Regions from separate parts of the Homo sapiens genome. Here region 1 is linked to region 2. A link is a loop called in an ENCODE intact Hi-C map of the cell type or tissue named here. Cell type or tissue: GM12878. All regions are shown on one strand. Each heading gives the region's core, and the rest is flanking DNA. Links, peaks and the distances in the headings are about the cores only.

Evidence for each region. Hi-C counts contacts between places; a loop is a spot of excess contacts. Peaks named below come from ENCODE experiments on the same cell type or tissue, not always from the same donor. Only the 100,000 strongest peaks of a DNase experiment are listed, where the experiment ranks them.
Region 1: a loop joins it to region 2, with 3 times the contacts of the local background. A loop is called at or near these places in 5 of 110 quality-filtered maps.

What each region holds. Positions count from the first base shown.
Region 1 is chr12:128,964,612-128,974,737 of GRCh38, reverse strand. The region is part of intron 11 of GLT1D1 (glycosyltransferase 1 domain containing 1); the gene reads right to left. Among named protein-coding and RNA genes, the nearest start is that of GLT1D1, 120 kb to the right of the region's middle. RefSeq lists enhancers at 2,015-2,514, 2,515-3,016. In GM12878, for the core only: a CTCF peak has its summit at 5,166 (motif pointing left); DNase peaks (open chromatin) are centred at 2,704 and 5,132.
Region 2 is chr12:128,778,265-128,788,390 of GRCh38, reverse strand. No RefSeq gene overlaps it. Among named protein-coding and RNA genes, the nearest start is that of SLC15A4, 41 kb to the left of the region's middle. RefSeq lists an enhancer at 1,069-1,569. In GM12878, for the core only: a CTCF peak has its summit at 5,901 (motif pointing left); a DNase peak (open chromatin) is centred at 5,007; H3K27ac peaks cover 477 bases.

The DNA.
Region 1 (10,126 bases), core at 959-8,958, 190 kb before region 2:
CATATCATCTCCAGCGAGGTCTAAGGCCATGCCCATCAACAACAGATCAGTGTTTCTTAATCAAAATGTATGAATAGTCCCGTGACGCAGGACAAACAGCCCTAGGTGACTTCACATCAGTTCAGACAGGAGTTTTGGCACCAAACTCACGAAAAAGAGTGGTCTTATGGATGGTGAGACAGTAAAACTCCTCTTTCCCTTCTGGCGTTTGCACAGCAGAGGTCGATTGTGCTGGTCAAAGGACAGCTGTTATTTGAGGAGGGAAAACAGTGCAAGACCTGGGTAGCTAACAGCAGGGTCACTGACCGTCGGAGAACCTGTGTTTTATTCCTGCCATTCCCGGGGCTCTGTGGCTCATGAAATGCACGATGCAGGGTTAGTGTGGCTCAAAGGCATTGCTGTGGCTGGGGTAGGAGGGAGCAAGAGCCCTTGCCATCTGTGAGCCGGGTGGGTCCGTAGATGTCCGTGTGAACAAGGACTCCGGCCATCAGCCAGGTACCTGCTAGTAAAAACGCACAGAGCTGGCAGGTGGGTCCCGACTGCATGTTTTCCAAGCGCTTTTTGGATTTTGAAATTGCAGAAAAGGAACTAGGAATTTGGACTATTCCTATGCGCCCTCTCCCCCTCCACACGCACAGATCAAGAGATGGGAGCCCAGGTCACCTGGGAACCTGCCTGAGGTTAACACATCACTGAGTGGCAGAAAAGGCATCTAGACCCAGACTGTCCCCCTCTGAGCACCGCTGCTGCATGTGGTGTGGAGCACAGATCACCAAGCGCCCCCCCCACACACACACACCCTACACACACACACACACCCCCTACACACACCCCCTACACACACACCCCCTACACACACACACGGGAAACCTGGGAGCCACCGATGAAGCTAAAAACAACTTCAGGAATATTTTCTGTGCTTCTCATTCGCTCACTTTCCAGACGATGGGCCGAGTAGAACACTAGCCATTTCAACACACACCCGGCTGGCTGAAAGGTGCTTCTGCTGCTCTGGTGTGCTTTGGGGGTTGGTGGGGAGAAGGTGGGCATCTTGAAGGAAAGAAGAAGGTGAGAGGCAGAAAAGGGAGGGAAGAGGGGGACCGGGAGACCTTCCTCTGGGCTTGTGTGACGGCTTGGCGGGTTAGAGCAGGAGGAAGTTGGAGGGAAAGAGCAGCCCATTAAAGTGCGGCGGTAAATCTGCCATTCGTTCTGGTTATGCCTGGGGGAGAGGAAAGAAACACAAGCAGGCTGGGGTGGTGGCTCACGCTTGTCATCCCAACACTCTGGGAGGCCGAGGTGGGTGGATCACTTGAGGTCAGGAGTTCAAGACCAGCCTGGCCAACACAGTGAAACCCCGTCTCTACAAAAATACAAAAAAAAAAAAAAAAATAGCCAGGTGTGGTGGCACATGCCTGTAATCCCAGCTACTGGGGAGGCTGAGGCAGGAGAATTGCTTGAACCCAGGAGGCGGAGGTTACAATGAGCCAATATCGTGTCACTGGACTCCAGCCCGGGCAACAGAGCGAGTCTCAAAAAAAAAAAAAAAAAAAAAAAAAAACCAAGCAAACAAACAAAACAGAAAAGACAAATACTTCATAATTTTACCTATATGTGGATTCTTAAAAAGTCAAGTTCATAGAAACAGAGTAGGAGGTTGGTTACCAGGGGCTGGCAGGCTGCAGGAGAGGAAATAAGGAAACACTGGTCAATGGTTCCGAAGTTTCAGTTAGGAGGGTCACATTCTGGAGACCTATGGGGCAGCCTGGTGACTCTAGTATACTTGAAAGTTGCTAAGTCAGTGGATCTTAAATATTCTCATTACAAAGAAAAGGTATGTGTGGGGATGGAAATGTTAATTAGCTCGATTTCATCATTGCACAATGGATGCACACAGCGAAACACTAAGTGATACACCATACATGTATACAATCTTTAAATTTGTCAAGCAGACCTTAATAAAGCTGGAAAGCAGAGTATGAACCTCAGCTGCACCTTTTACCAGGTTCTGGGCCTTGAGGAAGTTAACTCCTCTGTGCCTAGTTTGCTCATCTAGGAAATGGGGCTGATAAGAGCACATTTGTCATTGTGCAGGTTAAACGAGATAATCCACATTTGTATCTGCAGAGCAAGCATTCAACAGATGCTAGCCATCTTCCTTATGATGGGTCTTGTTTTCTGTGTTTTTTTCCTCCCAGAACATGTTAGCCTCAGTCTTTGGGGTGAAAGGAGGAGCACCCAGTCACACAGTTGCTCCCCGGTTCTTCCCGGGCCACAATTCCCAGCCTCCCTAGCAGCAGGTGTGATGTAACTGGGTTCCAGCCAAGGGAGCATGAGCAGAGAGGGGCGTGTGCTCCCTCCAGCCCAAGTCACACATACCTCCCATGGTGGACCCTGTCTTCTCTCTCCCGCAGCTACCTACACGTGGAGCTGGAGCCAGGCCATGGAAGGAGCCTGGGCTCTGAGTGACCGCATGGGCGGTGGTCACAGACCAAAACAACCAGCTCTGGCCTCCAGAAGAGCGAGAAATAATGTCTCCCAATGCTGCCCTCCTGAAGTGATGGGGCCCATTAGAGCAGCTGCCACTTCCTGTTGGCACCCTGGTCGTCTCATGGCTTTGCCCCGCATGCAGCCCAGTTCCGCTGCAGCCCAAGATCCCCAAGGGACAGCTTGCTCATTCAGACATGTGGCAGCGACCCTGGAGAGGGAGCCTTGACGTGTGCGACAGAGAGTCAGGGAAAACCACAGAGACCATTCTCCCGTATAAAGTGCAAACAATGGATTCTCCCGGCAAAACTCAAAAGAAGGCTGAGCTCACTAATGCGGAACGATGAGGTCAATGGCGCACAGAAAGGGAGAGAGGAGGGAGGGAGGAGGGAGGGGGGAAGGGAGAGAGGAAGGGAGGGAGCAAAGAAGGGAGGAAGGGAGGGAGCAAAGAAGGGAGGAAGGGAGGAGGGAGGGAGGAAGGGAGGGGGGAAGGGAGGAGGGAGGGGGGAAGGGAGGATGGAGGGGGGAAGGGAGGAGGGAGGGGGGAAGGGAGGAGGGAGGGGGGAAGGGAGGAGGGAGGGGGGAAGGGAGGAGGGAGGGGGGAAGGGAGGAGGGAGGGGGGAAGGGAGGAGGGAGGGGGGAAGGGAGAGAGGAAAGGAGGGAAGAAGGGAGGGAGGTAGGGAGGGAGGGAGAAAGACAGGAAGAGAGAGAAGGAGAGAGAAAGGGACAGAAGGAGAGAGGAAGGGAGAGAGGGAGGGAGGTAGAGAGAGGGAGGGAGGGAGGCAGAGGGAGGGATGGAGGGAGAGAGGAAGGGAGGGAGGAGGAGAGGAAGGGAGGAGGGAAGAAGGGAGAAAGGAAGGAGGGAGGGAGAAGAAATCAAAGAAAATGGGAGCAAAGAACAGATGAAGAAAAGGAGGGAGGAAGAAAGGAGGGAGATGAAGGAAGGAAGGAGGGAGGGAGGAAGGGAGGGCAAAAGAAAGACAATTTCTAAGCCAAAAGCATTTACATGGGATCTAAGCACCCAGGCAGGAGTAGGCGATCCTGTCGTTTTGCCGCGTGGCACTCAGCACCAGAACCTGTGACTGGCATGAAACTGTCAGAGACTACTTGCTAGGCATGGGGACAAAATCCGACAGGTGCCAATGATTGGGCGGGATGACTGCTGTCATCTGCGACTTTGAAAAGAAAAAGAAATGAGAGCAGTTAAAGTACAAGTGTGTGGCGTGCTGCATCGCTCACTATCAGATGAAAATAAAAAAACACGCCCTCTGGAAGGGTTGCGCCTTGTACGCCGGGGCATAATCATCCCTTCCAGTACTCACTGAGCACCCAGTCCATATCAGAGTCCCTGCGAGGGACAGCTGATGAGTAAACATGCCTGACTGCTGCCCTCGGGAAGCTTCCAGGCTGGGGACTGGTGTTTATAGATGGCAAAGAGTGCAGTGTACACAGACACAGGTGCGGGGACAGAGGAAACCCAAATGGGAACCCCAGTCACAGTGGGTGGCCACGAAAAGTCCTTCCAAGGTGATTTCAACCAAGAAACATTTGAGGAGGTGCCAGCCGTGGGCGCAGCTCGGTTAGAGACAGAGGGTGAGCAAAGCTCAGGTGCCGGACAGAGAAGCCTGGAACGAGGAGGGGGCAGCGCAAGCTGTGCAAGGCCTCAGAAGCCAGGCCAGCAGTGGCATTTTCTTCTAGGTGCAAAGGGGAAGCCACCAGAGGGTCCTCAGCTGCAGTGGATAGAAGCGGACTTTGACTTGGTGCCTGTGGCTGCGGGGAGGGAGTGGGCGGGCTGGAAGGAGGAGGCTGCTGGAACAGCCCAGGCAAGACCCTACAGCCCCTCGGTCCGGGAGTGCAGTGGAGATGGGGTCCAGCTGCGTTTGCAGACAGAGCTCAGGAGAAGTGGGACAGATGGGAAGTGGGGCTCAGGGGAGAGGGCGCGGCGGGCTTGGGAGCCCAGGACCCAGGACGGTGTGCCCAGCTGCTTGTGCACGCACCTGCAACAGGCAGGGGCTGAGGCTCCAAGCAGGCCTTCCCCTGCAGCATTACCCCTAAGGCTGCAGCCCACCGGGGTCCTCCACAGACCCTGGCCCGGCTTCTACCAGTGCCAACATGTCACCATCCTCTTCCTTCTGAATTCCAGGATACCCCAGAAACGGCCTTCGGAGCTGATTCCTACAGCAGCGTTGTTTTGATGTGAGGCAAGCACCCCGCTGACTGGGGACTGCATTTGTCAGGGCTGACACAGATCACCAGGAGGCCTCCAGGAAGCGCACACAGGCAGAGGCAGGGGGAGGGGAGGGTCTCTCCATGCCTGGCCCCTCCCCTAATCACAGTCCCCAGCTGGAGCCTGCGGGCTCACACTCCTGGCAGGTGCCCAGCAGGCTTTGCAGAGCAACAGGTGCACCCACGCGAGGGCCCAGGAGATGGTGGAGAGCCAAGTGTCAGGATGACGCAGAGATGCCTCCTCCTGTTCTCAGAGGTGGGGACTGAGCTCACAGCGGGAAGGAAGCTCTTCTCTCTCTGCCTCTTCCCTCTCTGTATTTTCAGAGAATTCCAGACGCGATGCAAGCAGGATGCTCCCTGCTTGGTCAGGAGTGAGGCGGCCAGGAGGAGCCCCGAGTGCCTCCGCACCTTGGTGATGGCCCAGCCTCTGTGCCTGAGCAGTGAGCCCCACCTTGTGGCTCACCCGCGTCCTGGCCCTGCTTGCCGCGCAGCAGCTCAGTGCACACTCAGCTCGGTGCACACCCAGCTCGGGGCAAACCTGCCCTAGGGGCTGCACAGTCAGCCAGGGGCTTCTCTTCCCACCTCTGGCTGCATCCAGGGGCATCTACACCCAGGGTGGGGCTCAGAAATGGTCCCTTCTCCCCAAGAATACAGAGAGAATCAGGGTGAGAAGAACCACTTTAGAAAAGGGTTAGGTGTAAAACAGGAGAGGAGGGGAGGGAGGGAGACAGGGAGAGAGAGAGAGAGTGAGAGAGAGAGCTAGAGACTGAGATAGAGGTAGAAACAGAGACAGAGGAAGAGACAATGAGAGAAACAGAGACTGAGAGGAAGGAAGGCTACAGAAACAGAGACAGAGGAAGAGACAATCAGAGAAACAGAGACTGAGAGGGAGGAAGGCTACAGAAACAGAGACAGAGAGAGACACAGACAGAGAGGAGGACGAGGGCTACAGAGACTGAGAGAGTGACTATGAGAGACAGAAAAAGACAGAGGGAGAGAGGAGCTACAGAGACAGACAAGGAGATGACGAGACAGAGGCAGAGGGAGAGAAAAAGGGAGGCACAGCAGGAAAGACGGGGCCGAGTGAGGAGGAGTTGCCACGGCAGCAGCAGGGAAGGGGGAGAGCAGGGCCATTTGTGCTCCTGGCGCTGCCCGAGCTCAGGCTCTGCAGTCAGACCCAGTCCTCACCCAGCTCTTCACCCCACCCAAGTGGCCCGAGGCAAGGGACCCACCCTCTCTAGCTCACTGGAGAATCTGTGTCCCTAACAATACACCAGCCCAGGCACCCAATCACAACCCCCAGGCAGGCTGTCCCTATGCTGCTCGGGTGAGGTTTACATCTGTTGTCCTAGTATTATTATTATTGAGACGATGTCTCGCACTGTCACCCAGGCTGGAGTGCAGTGACATGATCTCGGCTCACTGCAACCCCCACCCTCCGGGTTCAAGTGATTCTCATGCCTCAGCCTCCTGAGTAGCTAGGATTATAGGCACCTGCGACCCTGCTCAGCTGATTTTTTGTATTTTTAGTAGAGATGGGGTTTGGCCATGTTGGCCTCGAACTCCTGACCTCAAGTGATCCACCTGCCTCAGCCTCCCAAAGTGCTGGGATGACAGGCGTGAGCCACTGTGCCCAGCCTGGTGTCCTTGTATTATTATTAGTCCACTCTCAAATGCTTCCCAGTATCGTACAATAAGCCACCAGGTCACACTACTTGGAAATCCACATAAGTGACCGGGCGCAGTGGCTCACGCCTGTAATCCCAGCACTTTGGGAGGCCGAGGCAGGCGGATCACGAGGTCAGGAGATGGAGACCATCTTGGCTAACACTGTGAAACCCCATCTCTACTGAAAATACAAAAAATTAGCCAGGTGTGGTGGCAGGCGCCTGCAGTCCTAGCTACTCGGGAGGCTGAGGCAGGAGAATGATGTGAACCGGGAGGCGGAGCTTGCAGTGAGCTGAGTTTGCGCCACTGCACTCCAGCCTGGGCGACAGAGCGAGACTCTGTCTCAAAAAAAACAAAGCAAAACAAAATCCACATAAGTTTTGCATTAACCTCCAATGTAGTTCACACATGCTTTGTCCCGAGTTTCCTCTGGGCTTAACTGGAAATCCAATCAACGCAGCAGGATCTGCATCTCGGATTTCATGCTGAGGACCTACTGTGTGCTGTGCACGGGCTGGTGCTTACACATCCTGGATGCGTTGAACTTCCAAGAATTATAGATGTTACGTTAAAACACTTTTAAAACATAAGAGAGAAGTAATATGTTACATAATGTTGGCCAGTGGCCTCCCCAAATCCGTAAGTAGAACGTAACTCGAAGTAAGAGTGAGACGGGAATTTCTCCCTGGGTTCTCAGTGCTCTGCACCGGGTGGGAATCCTGCTGTGGGCTGATCCCAGCACTTAAACATAAGTGCTTTCCATATTCCACGGCTTCCCCTAGTGCACAGCGCTGCAAGCTGTGAACGCGGTTGAGTATTGGCAGGTTTTTTTCCAGGGGAAGGGAGAGGCAATAGTGCATGTGCCCTCCCTCAGCTATTCCCCAAAGAGAGGTCATGATCTCCACTCTCCCGAAGAAGCATCGAGCAGAGGGCAGGAGAGGTGTCCAGGATCACTCAGCTTCCAAGAGCAAAACTTGAGATCTCAGCGCAGCCCTGCCTGAATGAAAGTTTGGAGGCTGATGTTTTCTACCGGGCCTCACATTTCCCAAACATTAAACCGTTGACTGACTATTAAAGCCATTAGCGTTTGAAGAAAAATAAGCTATCTTTAGTGAAAATGCAAGTCACATAGAACACTATGGCCAGAGCCCAGCCCATTCTGGATAAATGCTAGCTCTGGTCAATGTCATTATTCCAGAACTTATGTTTTTCTATAGCTGTGCACCATACAAACAGAACCTCCAAGCAAAATAGGTTTGAGCTACACTTTAAAAGTCTGACCCTGGGACAGTGTATAGATTCACAGCTTCTATTAAATGTCAAATGGATTTTAATTTCGAAGCTATAAAACAGAGCAATAAAATACCTAGGAAAATAGCTCAACCCTTTTCTACTTCTTAAAAGGAGAAATAACAGGATTGTGGCGGTAAAGAAAAAATCAATCTTTAGTAGGTTTGGAAAGCTTTGCTTAAATTGAAGTTTTCCAGGGGTGAGGTATATAGAAATAGAGATTATTCTGTTCCTACCAGGGCTGAATATGTTTAATCGTCATTTTTTAAAAAAAAATTAAAAATGGCTTTTTATTCAGTTCAGTAGGCTGTCCTCATAAGCTCCCTAAAGCAAACTTCCCTCCAGATTCCCATTATCTTTGTGCCAACAGCTGCCACCCCCACCCCGGGACCCTGTGCTCACCATTCACCTGTCAACACACATTTAGTGCCAGGTGCTGCCCAAGTGCTGGGGCTGCGTGCAGAAGAGCACAAAACCCCCCAGATGAGGCCTCACTTCCCCATTTTACAGTTGGAGAAACTGCTCTCCTGGATCTAACAGTCTGAGGAGGTTGGGGAGGAGGGTGTGGGGAGCAAGCAGTGTGGCACCGTGACACATGCCAGGAATGAAATAAGATAGGGAAGGGTGGTGAAAAGAGGCTGGGGACTCAAGTTACCTGTGAGGGAGGAGCAGAGATGCCCACGTGGCCGCAGAGCAGCAAAGGCAGAGTGGTAGGCAGTGGTTAGCTCAGGGACAGCTTGGTGGCCATCAGAAAAAGTTTGGACTTTCTTCCAAGTGCAGCCAGCCACCCCTGGGGCATTTCAGGCAGGGATGCTGGCTGGTATGCACGCCCTCTCAGCTCAGCCCTGGCTCCCAGGAGCATTCTGCTGTCTCCTTCTCTCCAATTGCACCAGGGACTCCTACTCCCAGCCGCTCATTGAATACAGAAAGATGCAGTGGTTGCAGGGGGAAAGAGAAACGTAAGGTTTTCTCCAGTAAGACCCTATGAATCCCCTTGAATGATCTTCCATCATCTCAAATGTGATGCATTAATTACCTGAAACAGTCCTCTTTTTGGAGGTCCCATCTCTGCCACTGTGAACACATTCTTTCCTCCTCTGCAGCCAGCTGCATTGGCATCACTGGAAACTCTTCCCTTGCCTTCTTCCTGGAGCTAGTTCTCTTTTTCTTTATTTTTGAGACAGGGTCTTGCTGTTATCCAGGGTGGAGTGCAGTGGCAAGATCTCAGCTCACGGCAACTTCCATCACCCAGGCTAAAGCGGTCCTCCCGCCTCAGCCTCCCCAGTAGCTGGGACTACAGGCATGAGCCACCACATCTGGCTTTTTACTTTTTCTTTTTTTTTTTTTTTTTTTTTTTTTAAGCAGAGACAAGACTTTGCCATGTTGCCCAGGATGGTCTTGAACTCCTGAGCTCAAGCAATCTGCTTGCCTTAGCCTTCCAAAGTGCTAGGATTACAGGTGTGAGCCACCATGCCCAGCCTCTGGGACTAGTTTTCTATTGCTGCATAACAAATAGCCACAAACTTGGGACTTAGAATGACATCCATGTATTGTCTCATGGTTTCTGCAAGTCAAAGTCCAGGCACAGACATAGCAGAGCTGACTTTTCAGCTCAGCATCCCACGAGCCTGAGATCAAAGTTTGGGCTGGGCTGGGCTCCTGTCTGGAGCTTGGGGTCTTCCTTGAACCTCACACAGTTGTTGGCAGAATTCAGTTTCTGTGGTTGTAGGGCCCAAGCCATCTTTCTCCCACTGGCTGTCAACCAGGGGTCGCCCCCAGCTCCTAGAGGCTGCCCAAAGTTCCTTGCCATGTGGATCCCTCCACAGGTCCCAGTCTCTCTGAATTCTTCTGTCCTTGACCTCTAGATCTAAATTTAAAGGGCTCTGATGACGAGGTCAGGCCCACACAGTTCATATCTTTGATTAACTCAAAGTCAACTGATTAGTTACCTTAATCACATCTGCAAAATCCCTCTTGCCACGTAGCCTACCATAACAGCCGAACACCAGGAGGCAGAGGCCACAGGCCATCTCAGAACTCTGCTCACCACACTCCTCTATGTCCCATGCTCCTTACATCTGAGTTCCCTTTCATTTAGGCCATTCCTTCCCTCACACCTTTCACACTGCACTACGCCTAACTCTTCCAATGCATTGCACACTCTCACGCCCCTAAACTTTTGCCCAGGTGATTCCCTCTACTGTGAATGCCTTTCCCTGCCTGGGGAATCTTGTCCTTTGAAGCCCAGCTCAACGTCCCTTCCTTCCTTAAACCTCACCCTGCACAGGTAAACCTGCAGGCTTCTCGCCAGTGGTCCTTAGCAATCTCTTCACACTAATAACACAACATGCCAGGGTGACGAGTCTCCAGGTCTGGCTCTGACACTTACAAACTAGTTAACTGGGTTTCTCCATGCTTCAGTTCTCCCACAGGTCCAACGGTGATTATGAAGGTGTTG
Region 2 (10,126 bases), core at 1,191-9,190:
ATTCCTGACCTAGCTCTCTGTGTTTGGTGAAGGCTGGGGTTTGGATTTAGTGAGTCAAAAGTGAGGTGTAAATGGTGCAGATGCTTTTACTGGCCCTTACACACAGCAGGATCCTGAGCCTGGCAAGAGGATGCCATTCAGGGAGAAAGAAGCCTCCAGGTCCTCACTGTTAGCAAAGCCTAAGGGGTAAACAGAGGGGGCTGTGAACTTGGAGGAGAAAAAGAGGGAGTGGAAAAAGCCATGCATCCACACGGCTCTGCAGGACTTAGGGCCAGGCAGGCCCAACCCAGCATGAATGTTCGAGGCCATGGGAGCCAGCCCTCCTGTGACATAGCCACCTCTCAGCATCAGAGAAGTAGATGGCTGCTGTACTGGGCTGACTAATAATAGCCCCAGCCTTCATGTCCATCCAGAACCTGTGACCTCATTTGGACAAAGTGTCTTTGCAGATGGAATCAAGTTAAGATGGGGCCACACTGGATTCATGTGGGGCCTAAATCCAATGTGACTGGTGTCCTTGGAGGAAGGGAATTGGGACCTCCTTAGGGGCTGTCATCCTGCCTGCTCCAGTGGCACAGAAACCAAACTTTGCTGCCTGGCAGCCAAATTCCAGGGTGTTGAAGCCACCTGCGTGAAGCCCTGGCATGTTGTCACAGGAGAAGCTCATCGTCAATCAACAATGCCTTCCTCACAAAGCTGGTAAGAATGCTAAAACTGCTCCCTCCAGGACCGGCAGTGCTAATAGCTTATAAAATTAAACTTCTTTCCTACAGATCTAGACATGAAATTTTATTCTTTATATTACTGCACAAATTTACTTCATGGGTACAGATACGGACATGAACAAAATTACCAACTTTAGAGAACTGAATTAAGAAAAGAGCCCTCCCCGCTCTGAAGTCATCCAAACTCCCCGAGCAGAGAAAACAAGCCCCAGCGGGCCACCTTATTTCCTTTTCATTTTTTGGTCTAGGACTTTAATTTTTCTACATCCTGAACACAAAAGTCGTATGTTCCTGAAGTCAGAAAAACCGCAATAGCCCATTTATACCCACCAGAAGTTAAACCTGTGCTCTGCGTGTTAAGGCTGATGAAGGAGCACTTCATTACGCCACTCAAACTGGAATCCCATCTCCGCCGGGCAGAAGCTCTTCTGGAGAGCTGCTTTTCATGCTCACACTGCAATTTCACATCCATCAGGGAAATGGGAAAGAGGCACTCGGAGCTGTCACTCAGGGATGGGCCACAGGATTTGGACCGAGAGTCCTTTCTGGAGGGGCATGGCCTTCTACACAGAAACCTACAGTAGGCGGGAAGACGCCGTGAGATGGGACGAGGGAGTGAGTGTGCGTGGGATGGGCACAACTTGCCTCGTGAGCAGGTGGACCCTTGAGGGCTGGTGCCCAGGACCACTCCTGCCCAGCACCAACCACTGAGCCCCACCCCTGGGCCCTCGCACCTCCCCATGCCCAGGCCAGGAAATCGTCCCCTCCACATAGGTTTCTTGGAGGGATTATGAGGTTGGTGGGCTGGGGAGGGGCGCCCATTTGTAGATGCCTGATCCTGCTCAGGCACTTTGCAGCATTTGACCACCAGTGTGGATGGTGACCAAAGTGAAAACACCTGCTCCAGGAGCCAGCTGTGCCCCCTCTCCAAGCTGGAGCAGTCTCCCTGGGCCAGGAGGACTCGCCTCTGGCGTTTTTTGCCAGCAGCCTCCGGGATCCCCTGATGATGCTGTCAGCATTCAATTTGGCGGATTTGTCACCCACTGAGAGCCCCTCATGTATTTATTTTATTTTATTATTTTTTGAGACGGAGTCTCGCTCTGTCACCCAGGCTGGAGTGCAGGGGCAAAATCTCAGTTCACTGCAACCTCCGCCTCCCGGGGTCAAGCGATTCTTGTGCCTCAGCCTCCGAAGTAGCTGGGATTACAGGCACCTGCCACCACGCCTGGCTAATTTTCATATTTTTAGTGGAGACAGGGTTTTGTCATGTTGTCCAGGCTGGTCTTGAACTCATGGCCTCAAGTGATCTGCCCACCTCGGCCTCCCAAAGTGCTGGGATTACAGGTGTGAGCCACCGTGCCCAGCCAGGAGCCCCTCATTTAAAATGACCTGCTGGCCAGTGCCAGGAGCCCTGCCCTAAGCAAGCGCCTCACAGGGTCCTTCACCCAAGGCAGCCTCTTAAAGTGAGTTAGTGTTGGGAGCAGGCATTAGATCATGAGCTTGTTCTCCATTAAAAAAACTTACTAAATTGACACAAATTGTATATATTAATATTTATTGTGTACCACACATTCGGAAACGTATACATGGTGGAATGGTTACATCGAGCTAATTAACGTGCATTACTGCACATATTTTACTTGTGATTAATAACACTTGAGACCTCTCATCAATTTCAAGAACATAATACCTTGCTATTAACTATAGCTGTGTTATGCAATAGATCTCTTGAATTTTTTCCATTTTAATTAACTTTGGGTTAGGATTCAGACCAGCTTTGCTGTGGGCTGAATAATTACCACCCCCGCCCCCAACCCAAGGTGTCCTGCCCTGATCCCGGAACCTGTGATTGTCACCTCACATGACAGAGGGCATCTTTCTTGTGCGATTATGTTGATGCTGTGGAGATGAGCAGATTGTCCTGGACTAGCCAGGTGGGCCCCAAGGTCACAAGGCTCATTATGAGTGAAAGACGGAGGCAGGAGGTCAGAATCAGAAGATGGGAGGACAAGATCCAGGTGGGAGTGACGTGCTCTGGAGGAGGGAGGGGCCACAAGCTCAGGGGCTTGAGCGCCTCAGGGGTTTGGGCGCCTCTGGAAGCTGGAAGAGGCCGGGAAATAGGTTCTCCCCCTGGAACCTGCAGGGGGAACACGGCTCTGTCAGCACGCTTGATTTTAGCCAGTGTGTTAATTCGTTCGGGCTGCTATGACCAGAATATTATTGGGACGGCTTCAACAACAGGAATAGATTCTTCAGAGTCCTGGGGGCTGCGGCGTCCAAGGTCAAGGCACTGGCTGATTGGATGGCTGGTGAGGCCCCTCCTGATTTGCCCACTGCCTGTTTCATGCTGTGTCCTCACGTGAGGCAGAGATCCTCTCCTTCCTATCCCTTCTCATAAGGGCACTAACCCCATCACGAGGGTGCCACCCTCCAGGCCTGATTGCCTCCCAAAGCCCCACCTCCTGATACCATCACCCTGGTGACTGGGCTGTCACATAGGAATTTTACCAGGCACAGTGTCTGGAGTGACCAGTGAGTCCCATTTCAGACTCTGACCTCCAGAACTGAAGAATAATACATCTGTGCTGTTTTAGGCCACCAGGTTTTCGATACTTCGTTGAAGCAGCAATAGGAAATGAATGGAGGATATTGGTTTGAATGTAGTAAAACTTCCAGGCCGCACTCACGTGCTTCGTCATGTTTTTGAAGCTACAGAAGTAAGTGATCATCTCACAGCCCTAAGGTAGTTCAGCATTCTCTCCTGGGTCTTTTGAATTTGGGGAAACCAGGGACTGGTTCCCTACCCCAGCTCCCCCGTAGGCAGCATGGTGAAGCTATCCTATGCCCCAGGGCTGAGATGGGGCATGAAGTTGAATGGAGTGCCAAAAATCTTGGTAGCCAGGATAAAAAATATTTAACTCAATATTTTAAAAACTCAAAATTAATGCAAAAAACTCCATGATGAAAAAAAGGCTGCAACAGTGAACACAGGCAGGACTGTTTCTGCCCTTTCAGACTCAGCCGCCCCCACCTCTCCTGCCAGGCCCTGCTGCACGTGGTCACTCCGTTTCTCAGCCCTTGGACTTGTCTATTTCAGACTGTAACATCCCTGGCACTCCCCCACGCGCAGCACAATCTCTGGCTACTCTGAAATGTAAATGGGTGACTTATCCAAAGCCACCTAAATGAGCCAGAATTTACAACTTCACTTCTATGTAAGTCATTTGTCTTTTCTAGAGGGAAGGAATGGACACAGTTCAGGGAGCATCAGAGAAGCTTCAGGGTGGATTTATGCTCAGCATTTAAAATCTTTAACCCAAACCAAGCCCGGTATACCCAAAGGACTTCCCGCTTACTGCTCTTTAGGGCTCAGATATTTCAAAGACATAAAGCAAACCACACAGGTCAGCATTTTTCTAATGTTCTGGACACCATGCTGAGTTCAAATCGACTCATTCACAATGAATCATAATAACATCGGAAGCAATGCCAAGAGAGTCAGAGAGGCCGGGCACAGAGGCTCACACCTGTAATCCCAGCACTTTGGGAGGGTGAGGCAGGCGGATCACTTGAGGTCACGAGTTCAAGGCCAACCTGGCCAACAGGGCAAAGTCCCGTCTCTACTAAAAAAACACAAAAATTAGCCAGGCGTGATGGTGAGTACCTGTAAGCCAAGCTACTCAGGAGATTCTCAAGTCTCCGCTGAGGCAGGAGAATCACTTGAACCCAGGAGGCGGAGGTTGCAGTGAGCCAAGATCACACCAGCGCACTCTAGCCTGGGTGACAGAGCAAGACTCCCTCTCAAAAAGAGGAAAAAAAAAATTAGCCAGACATGGTGGTGAGCACCTGTAAGCCAAGCTACTCGGGAGGCCGAAGCACGAGAATTACTTGAACCGGGGAAGTGGAGGTTGCAGTGAGCAGAGATCGTGCCTCTGCACTGCAGCCTTGGCCACAGAGAAAGACTCTATCTCAAAAAAAAGGAGAGTCAGAGAAGAAGATTCAGCCTGGTTATCATTGTGCATCAGAGGTCGTTCATTCATTCACTCCCATCATTCAGTCACTCAACAAATATCCCTCAGCCACCTGTATATTTATGCTGTAGCTCCATTTTAGACAGGGACACAGCAGTGAACTAAACAGGAACTCAGCTTTCCTGGAGCCCACATTTTCATGCAAGAGACAGAGAATAAACGTGTCATCAAACAGTCACATATCAGAAAGTGAAAGCGTTTTGAAGAAGCAATAGAAGATGATGTGATGCATGATGAAGATGGAGGAGGGGGTCTGCCTTAGGTTGGCTTGTCCAGGGACGCCGAGGGACCAGGAGCCAGCTTGCTAATATCGAAGGACAGAGTTTCAGGCCAGGAGAACTAAGGGAAAAGCCCAAAGTCAGGAGAAAGCTTGATGCATGCAGTGAACAGAAAGAAGGTCTGGGAGGGAGATGGGGGAGGCAGGGCTGACGTGTAGAGGCGGTGAGTAACTCCACACAGAGCAGGACTCCGGAGCAAACCACTTTCTTTTTTTTTTTTTTTTTTTTTTTTTTTGAGGTGGAATCTTGCTCTGTCACCCAGGCTGGAGTGCAGTGTCATGGTCTTGGCTCACTGCAACCTCCGCCTCCCGGGTTCAAACAATTCTCCTGCCTCAGCCTCCCAAGTAGCTGGGATTACAGGCGTGTGCCACCATGCACAGCTAATTTTTGTATTTTTAGTAGAGACCAGGTTTCACCATGTTGGTCAGGCTGGTCTTGAACTCCTGACCTCCAGAGATCTGCCTGCCTCAGCCTCCCAAAGCGCTGGGATTACAGGCATGAACCACCGTGCCCAGTGGCAAACCACTTTTTTTTTTTTTTTTTTGAGACAGAGTCTCACTCTCGCCCAGGCTGGAGTGCAGTGGCGCGATCTCAGCTCACTGCAACCTCTGCCTCCCGGGTTCAAGCGATTCTCCTGCCTCAGCCTCCCGAGTAGCTGGGATTAGAGGCGCCTGCCACCACACCCGGCTAATTTTTGTATTTTTAGTAAAGAGGGGAATTTGCCATGTTGGCCAGGCTGGTCTCAAACTCCCAACCTCAGGTGATCCGCCTCCCAGCAAACCATTTTTTAAGGATAGCCCCCACCTTCCGTCAAGCAGTTGGTGAGATTCCCATTAGATGTCCAGCATTTCTTATTCAGCCTGCTATCTAGTGGCCGAAACATAGAACTACAGGCTATTTTCAAAAACTGCAAAGAAATTTTCTTGAATGCCTCCAACAACGAAATTGTGCAGAGAAGAATACCGTTAGCTTTTGCCAGAATGTTCGTATGGAACCTGGTCACTCAAGTTGTTTTTCCAAAACCTCTTAGGTTCAAAGTCAATACGATTTTTGAACACACCAGTCGTCTGTCATGTACGGGGACATACGCCCTTGCAGATTTGCTCCCGCACTTTGAGAGAATGAACATGCCTCAAGCCTGGGCTTCCCTGGAAGACAGCCTGAGATGCGGCCTCAGGAGCAGGAGTGAGGAACAGGGAGTGAAACCGGGGAGAAAGGAGAGTAGGAGAAAGAGAAGTTCCGGAGCTGGTGGCCACCCTGGGTGCCTGGGGCCGGACTCCCTGGGTCCTTTGGAGGAGCCTTTTCAAATGCATCTCAGAGCTGTCTGCTTGGGCACAAGACAGGGTAGGCGGGGGAAGCTATCCATTGGTCTCATCCTCCCTCCACGAGCATGATTCCTTGAGCATAGCTGCCAGCTCCCGGGTTATCCAAGGGCCAGTGCTGAGCAGGTTTCCAGGCATCCCCACTGTGGAGTCAGAGGTGAGTTCTGGAAAGTCATCTAGGTGAACTGAGGGCACTCCTCGCATGGGAAGACCCGAACAGAGACGGCCAACTCAGAGGCGCTGACCTGGACAGACGCCTTGCACACACGCTGGAATTTTTCCCAAGACAGAAATGGTCTGGGAACCGCCAATGGGGCACTTCCCAGAGCGTTGGATCCAGACACCCTCCCCTCATTCACCCGGTTCTTCCAGGGACTAGTGTTGGCCCCTGTGAGTTCCAGGAGCCGGCGTTTCCAAAGCTGCTTGCTGTGCTGGAGGAGATTTTCATCCTGAGCCTTGGACCAGGTTGGGGCGGGTCAGATCCTGAGGCTACAGGAGGCCGAGATCACCAACAGGCACTCGCCGGCCGTGTGTGGCATTTGGGGACACTCTGCTCAGCTTGGAGATTATTTTCTTCAGTTGAACTAATAGCTCGGTGTCCTCGCTAGGGCTGCTGCAGGACCAGATTTCCACTGACTTCGTGGCTTACCCAACTGGAATTTATGCTCCCTGTTCTGGAGGCCAGAAATCTGAAATCACAGTATTGGCAGGTCTGGCTTCCTCCAGAGGCTCTATGCCTCTTCCATCTCCTGGTGGCTGCCAGCGTCCCTTGGCTTGTGGCGGCATCGCTCCCATCTCTGCCTCTGTCTTCACTTGGCCTCCTCTCTGTGTCTGTGTCCTTTCCTGTCTCTTAAAAGGACACTTGTCGTTGGATTTAGGGTCCACTCAATTACAAATGATCTCATCTCCATTCTCTTTTTGTTTTTTATTTTTATTTTTTTCTTTGAGATGGAGTCTTGATCTGTTGCCCAGGCTGGAGTGCAGTGGTGCCATCTTGGCTTACTGCAACCTCCGTCTCCTGTGTTCAAGCGATTCTCCTACCTCAGCCTCCCGAGTAGCTGGGATTACAGGCACCCGCCACCACGCCCGGCTAATTTTTGCATTTTTAGTAGAGGGGTTTTCACCAAGTTGGCCAGGATGGTCTTGAACTCCTGACCTCAGGTGATCCGCCCGCCTCGGCCTCCCAAAGTGCTGGGATTACAGGTGTGAGCCACCGTGCCCGGCCCTCATCTTCATTCTTCATGACACCTGCAAAGGCCCTGTTTGGGAATGAGACCACATTCTGAAGATCTGAGTGAGCATGAATTTTGGGGGAACACCATTCAAACCACTAAACACACTGGAGAAAGAATCAGGGGATTTTTTTACTTTAGAAAATCCAGACTTCTGGCCAGGTGTGGTGGGCTCACACCTGTAATCTCTGCACTTTGGGAGGCCAAGGCGAGTGGATCACCTAAGATTGGGAGTTCGAGACCAGCCTGGCCAACATGGTGAAACCCCATCTCTACTAAAATTACAAAAATTAACCGGGCATAGTGGTGGGCGCCTATAATTCCAGCTACTCAAGAGGCTTAGGCACGAGAATCACTTGAGCCCAGGAGGCAGAGGTTGCCATGAGCTGAGATTATGCCACTGCACTCCAGCCTGGGTGATAGAGTGAGACTCTGTCTCAAAAAGGAAAAAAAAAAGAAAAAGAAAAGAAAGAAAATCCAGACTTCCAAAGACATCAGAAAATTGGTCAAGATTGGATTCTAGGCCCTAGGCTGTCTCCTTTGGAAGGGGCATCTCTTCTGAATTGCTGCAGTTCTGGTGGCTCAGAAGAGGCACACCTATACCCTCTCCCTGGCTGGTTAGTGCATTGGCATCACCTACCTGGGCTGGGCAGGGTCTGAGTGTCTGGCCATTGATGTGAGAGAAGTTAATAGTTGGCAGAAAGTGCTGAGTAAGCTGCTGGCTTCACTATGGCCTTTCAAAATGAAACAAAATTGCTGTGCTTTGAAAAGTCCAGCATCAGGGGAGAATAGACCCTTCACTTCAGAACCTTTATAATGGTAGGTCACAGGTTAGAACAGAACACCTCCATGAATTTCTGTCTTGTGCAGACAATTCACATTACAGCAATTTATATCACTCCAATTAAGTAAAGCCATTACTTCCCTTACTCATTAGTTCAGATGGCTCTTATCTTGTTGAGAGAAGTTCATCCAAGACACAGAGACTTTATGTGGTCTAACCTTGCCTGAAGTAAAAAGAAAGTCTGTCTGCTGTTGCATGTAACCCTATAAAGGTTCATCAGTACTGGAGAGATAGATTTCTATATAAGGTTAGAAGCATCAGAAATCCAACACAGTCTGGCTTAAGCATGATAGGAAACTAATTGGTGCAAGTAAATGAAAGCCTACATGTGGATTTCAGGTATGGGTGGATCCAGCAGCTCACATCATGGTACCAGCACTCTGTCTCTTCCCATCTTTTGGGTATGGTTTTATCTGTGTTGACTTCACTCTCAATTTATTCTGCAAGGCTGCAAGAGCTTCTGATCCAGGAACTCCATGCTTTTATTCTACCAACATTGACCCCTGTGAAAATCAGGTTTCTCCTTCCCACAAGTTCCAATAAGAGTCTCAGAATTGATCTCGTTGGTTCTGACTGGAAAGGTTACAGACACATGCTCATCACCACAGCCAGGAATGTGCAAACCTCCCACTGGCCAGGACTGGTTCACACCACAGCCCTGGAAAGCAGATCAGGACCGGCTGTCCCAAACCACATGGATAAAGACTGGGGGACTGTGGCTCCCTGAGGAAATTCTGGGATACAGTTTTTTTTTGTTTCTAGGAATGGGGTCTTGCTCTGTTGCCCAGGCTGGAGTGCAGTGGTGCAATCGTGGCTCACTGTAACCTCAACCTCTCAGGTGCAAGCAATCCTCCCACTTCAGCCTCCAGAGTTGCTGGCACTACAGGCATGCATCACCATGCCCAGCTAATTTTTTAATTTTTATTCTTATTTTTGTGGAAATGGGGTCTCGCTATATTGTCAAGGCTGTCTTCGAACTCCTGGACTCAAGCAATTGTCTCGCCTCAGCCTCCCAAAGTGCTAGGATCACAGGTGTGAGCCATTGCACCCTGCCTTGGAATAGTGTTTCCAAAGTAACAGGAAGGAAACTTAAACAAATTAACAGATGTCTGTTACATATTGTGTTACCCATTGACATGGTTTGGCTGTGACCCCAACCAAATCTCATCTTGAATTGTAGCTCCCATAATTCCCACATGTCATGGGAGGGACTCTGTGGGAGGTAATTGAGTCATGGGGGCAGGTGTTTCCCATGCTGTTCTCGTGGTAGTGAATAAGTCTCACGAGATCTGATGGTTTTATAAAGGGCAGTTCCCCTGCACACACTCTTGCCTGCCACCATGAAAGATGTGCCTTTGCTCCTCCTTCACCTTCTGCCGTGATTGTGAGGCCTCCCCAGCCATGTGGAACTGTGAGTCCATTAAACCTCCTTTCCTTTATAAATTAGCCAGTCTCGGGTATGTCTTTATTGGCAGCGTGAGAACAGACTAATCCACCAATTTTACCTATTTGGACTTTTGTCTGGATCTCAGGCCTTCCTCCAAGTCCACAGCCCTCAACAGCCAAGCTCCCAGCACTCTGGGGAGTAGTTTACCAACTTAACACACAACCCTGCCCACATTGCTTTATCTCAACACCCATAGGTGGTCTCTGATCCAGGGAATGGTTCACGCCAGTCAGTTTCACCTAGACAT